Linked DNA regions of Homo sapiens: region 1 is linked to region 2. The links are chromatin loops, found by intact Hi-C in ENCODE. Cell type or tissue: Calu3. All regions are shown on one strand.

The links. Hi-C counts contacts between places; a loop is a spot of excess contacts. Peaks named below come from ENCODE experiments on the same cell type or tissue, not always from the same donor. Only the 100,000 strongest peaks of a DNase experiment are listed, where the experiment ranks them.
Region 1: it touches region 2 in a loop (2.8-fold over the local background); 4 of 110 quality-filtered maps call a loop at or near these places.

What each region holds. Positions count from the first base shown.
Region 1 is chr14:28,741,020-28,743,519 of GRCh38, reverse strand. It overlaps FOXG1-AS1 (FOXG1 antisense RNA 1), which reads left to right. Exons shown (of 7, transcript NR_125758.1): 3 at 1,561-1,686. Among named protein-coding and RNA genes, the nearest start is that of FOXG1-AS1, 23 kb to the left of the region's middle. In Calu3, no CTCF peak of the experiment used is centred here; no DNase peak of the experiment used is centred here.
Region 2 is chr14:28,675,707-28,678,206 of GRCh38, reverse strand. No RefSeq gene overlaps it. Among named protein-coding and RNA genes, the nearest start is that of LINC02300, 63 kb to the right of the region's middle. In Calu3, no CTCF peak of the experiment used is centred here; a DNase peak (open chromatin) is centred at 1,506.

The DNA of each region.
Region 1 (2,500 bases), 65 kb before region 2:
ACTCACAGTCTGGTGGAGGAGATGAACACACAGTCATATGTATAGCATAAAATCAGTGCCACACTGGAGGTATGTACTGGGTGGGTTCTATGGAAGTACAGAAGAAAGCCACTTAAGTCTTCAGATTGTTTCATGGAAGAAATGTCATTAAATCTCTGTCTTCAAAAATTATCTTAAAAATTTATCGATATTGTACATGAAAACATAATAATAAATAATTTAGAAGAGCTTACGATAAAAATAACAGAACTGTTTCTCTTCAACAGCTGTTTGGATTCCCGGCTGTGAACTCTTTTAAATACCTTTTTAAAATTTTCTTTCTTTTTTTTTTTTTTTTTTGAGACAGGGTCTCACTCTATCATCCAGCTTGGAGTGCAGTGGTGCGATCACAGCTCACTGCAGCCTCGACCTCATGGCTCAACTGATCCTCCTACCTCAGCCTCCTGATTAGCTGGCACCACAGGTGCAGCCCACCATACCTGGCTGATTAAAAAAAAATTGTTGAGATAGGGTTTTGCCATGTTGCCCAGGCTAGAGTTTTAAATACTTCGTTTGCATTTCTTTTTGTGATTCCTTCATGATACTAATTATATTATACTTATTATGGGTGGTTTAGAGTTATTTATCATTTCATTACTTCCACAGGTTACTTTTGTGATAATAGTAATACCCTAACACATTATGAGATATTATCATCCCCACTCTTTCATCCACCTTTTACCTCCCTTAGTTCCCACCATTTATTAGCTAACCTAGTTTTATTTTATTAAGACTATTATAATTTGTACTTTGAAATTAAACAGCAACCAAATCTCTCACCCTTTCTCCATGAATTAAGTCTGGAAATTTACATTTTTATGACTATGCTGAGTCATGCATTGTGCTATGACAGAATACATTCTCTTTTCTCACTATCAATTGCTTAAAACCATGCCAGAGATTTAATTTTTTTCCATTTGTATCGTAGCCTTTTACACAACTTTCTTCCTTTATTTTCTTTAGGTTAGCCATCAACTTTTCTTTCTTTCTGTCTCTGTCTTTTTTGGCTTCACTATATTAGCACATTATTGTTTTAAAGAGGTAACATGTCTTTATTGCGTTTTTCACACATTCTCCCAGTGATTCTCAAATGGGGAGGTCTTTTCTCACATGCCTTCCTCCTGACACCATCAATCCTTCCTGCCATACAGGAATATCCTGCATTGCTTTCCTGGGTGTGACCCACACTTTTTTCCTGTCTCTCCTCTTCTTTCTTCTCTTTATTTTCTTCTTTTTTTTCTTGTTTCGTTTCTTATTTTTCTTTATTTTCTTTAATTTCTTTATTTATTTTCTTTAAAAGGTATGTGGTAAATACATACCATATTACCAAATGCTTTTATTCTGGTGTGTATGTGTGTGTGTATGTGTGTGTATCTGTATGCGTGTGATTGAACTGTGTATATCATTTTTAAGTCAAAAATATTTTCTCAAAAACTGTAAGGTTTTGGTCTATTTTCTTAGCATTCAGTGTTGGTGATAAGTTTAAACTAATCCTTTCTCTCTCTCTCTTTTTTTTAATAGAACCTGGGTCTCACTCTGTCCCCTAGGCTGGAATGCAGTGGTGTGATCATGGCCCACTGCAGCCTTGAACTCCTGGACCCAAGCAATCCTCCCATCTCAGCCTCCCAAGTAGCTGGAACTACAGGTGTAAGCCACACCTGGATAACTCATTTATTTTTAGATAACCTGTTTTTAATATTGGAAGCTTTTATGATTATCTCTGGGTAGGGGTCTTTACATTCCACTTGGCATTTTTCACTTTAAATTCTCATGTCTTTCAACTTGGAAGAATTTGATTCTATCAGTTCTCTGTTGATTTCTTCTACTCCATTTTCTGTATTCACGTTGTTTTTGGGTTTCTATTACTCAGATATGGGGCGTCCATACCACTTCTATAGGTCTTTTATCTGTTCCCTCATGCTTTCTGACTCTGCATTTCTGCTTTACACTGTAACAGAGTTCTCTATTTTATTTTCTAGATCTTTACTGTTAATTCCGTTTAGTAGTTTGTTCTGCATTTTCCAGTTGTTAGAAATCTGTTATTATTCCTCATTTTTTGAAAACTTCTTTCCTACATTCTTCTTAGTTACGTATTAATTCTATTTTTGTGCATTTATGTTCTTATTTTAGTGCTGTCTCAGGAGAGATAAGATGTATCGCTAAGACCTAGTATGAATTTGAGTCAGAACTATAAGCAGCAACAGGTTGTTTTAGGGTTAAAGTAACAAACTAGAAACAGTAGGGCCACAATTTGCTTTTTTTTTTTTTTTTTTTTTTGATGGAGTCTCAAATCTCGCTCTGTCACTCAGGCTGGAGTACAGTGGTGCTATCTCAGCTCATTGCAACCTCTGCCTCCTGGGTTCAAGCGATTCTCCTGCTTAGCCCCCCAGGGTAGCTAGGAGTACAGGCACACGCTACCATGACCAGCTAATTTTTAATTTTTGGATTTTTGGATTTTTAG
Region 2 (2,500 bases):
TGCAAAACTTAGTTCCTTTGGACCTGGTAAAAACCTTGTTTTCTAGAAAATACATTATTTCTTAAGGACAAGAATTTTTATGATATGCCATTTCATCTGAGATATTATTACATGTGTAACTATGTCTGCCACTAATCAATACAAACACAATAAAAATGACAGTTTTAAAATATGATTATTTTTGAGCCACTTTGATAAGTCAAAGGATCTTTGAGTCATGATAGACCTTGAGTTTATCTAATACTTTTTCAGAAAAAAAACTTCCTATAATTAGAAAGGAGAATGATAGTAATAAAACAATCAGATTTATTTTCATTTCAGGAGTAAATTAGAAATTCTTATAATAAATATAGTATTAATATCACAGAGATCTGGAGGACCATTATCATAGTCTTCATTTACAGATAGTACTTAGTAGTTGTAGGCTGTATTTACAGTAATCAATTAGATTTGTACTGTTCTAAATCTATATACAGTACCATTTGTCATAAGAAATCATACTGAGTCCCAAATCAGTTGATCTTAAAATGGAGCGATTACTCATGTGGGTCAGATTTAATCAATTGAGCTCTTTAAAAGCAGAGCCTTTTCTTTGGCTAGTCACAGAAGATGAAATTAGAGATACAAAGCATGAAAGGATTTGACCCATAGCTGTTGACTTGGAGGTGAAAGAGGTTATGTGGCGAGGAATGTTGGCAGGTTCAGGGAGCTGAGAATGGCTCTAGCTGATAGCAAGCAAGAAAATGGGTCCTGACTCCTACAACAGCAAGGAGGTGAATTTTGTCTACACAAAGAATGACCATGAAATGAGATTTTTCCCAGATCCTCAGACAAGTACTCAGTCTGGCTGATACCTTGATTTCAGCCTTGTGACATTCTGAGCAGAGAACCTGACCATGCTGAGAGGGACCTCTGACTTACAGAACTGTGAACTAATAAATGGGTGCTGTTATAAGCCTTTAAGTTTGTGATAATTTGTTACACAGCACAAAATCTAACACATTGTTTAAATAGGAATGACAATTACCATTTCATTTTACTTTTTCAGAGTGAGGTATGAAATAATTTCATGATTATGAACCTTGGATGAACTATGAACTTTAAATCAAAATGTTCTGTACTACATTTTGTTAATCAAGGGCAAAAGGGGAAATGTAAACACATTTAATATCTCAACCTTTTTTTCAGGGCAGTACATTGACATTCTGTTCCCCTGGGAAATCTAATTTAATGAAATGACCTTGAAATCAGCCCTGAAAAATATGTATTTCAGTCAAAGCTTAATACATAGACTCAGAGTTTGGTCATTTATTTATTAGAGAATAATTATGGCTACCAGAATAGGAAATACTCTTCCTATTAGGTCTAAAAATAATTGTAAGAGCTTAACTGTTCTCATGGATATGACAACATCAATCTCATTAACCGCTGCAACTTACCACACTAGGGTGCATAGCACTGATTTTTCAGCCAGGGTCTATGGTGGTGACTTTGACAGGCATTACTCACGATGACTGATATGAGTCATAGGACTATGACTGATAGAGAACACTCCCAGAACGTTTCTGCATGGATCCATAAAGCTGTTGTTCTTGCCAAACACGTTTTCAATTTAAATTTGGAGGTGATTCATTTGAATTACTGCATAAATACCAAAGATCTCAGAGAAGAGAGCACTAGCATGGGAAAGCATGGGCCTGTCTACAATCTAATTCTGTCTCAATCAAAGTAACAGTTCAAATTTAGTCTCAATCAAGGCAACCTTCAATGATTAGAACTCATTTCCAGGACCATGAAGTTTTGGTTTCCTGGGCTGATTTTTACATCAAATTGCTTTGTGACCTTGAGCAAGTTTTTAAATCTCTTTCCTTTTTCTAAAATAGTAACAACAAAATTGGAATGTCCGAAACTCTTTCCTGAAGTGTTCAGGAAATTACTTTTTTGTAAACAGCATTGAGAGACTCAGAGTGATGGGACAAAAAGCCAAATCTCATAAACAAGATAAACAGCTCATCAAATATTTTTAACTTATAGTGTTAAATCAGAACTGAAAAAGAAAATTCTTGGCAATAAATGGTGAAGGTATTTCTTAGAATGAAGGTACAAAAGTACCAAGAGAGTACCTAACAGGAATCATAGCCCACTTTCAACTTTTAAAGCCTTTTATAAAAATGTTCAAGCATAAATTTCTCAAGTAGAGGAATGATATAATAAACCTCAAGCACCCATAAATCACATTAATAATTACCAACTTATTTCAAATCTTGTTGGAGTTGAAATTCTCAAGTAGAGCGATGATATAATAAACCTCAAGTACCCCAAAACCACATTAATAATTATCAACTTATTTCAAATCTTGTTGGAGTTATGTTATCCCAGATCATTTTGAAGAAAATCCCTGCATCATATAATTTCACATTAGAGTCTAAGCATTCAGGTAAAATATAATATATTTTCAAATATATTTCAAAAAAGTTCAAATATATTTCAAAAACATGCA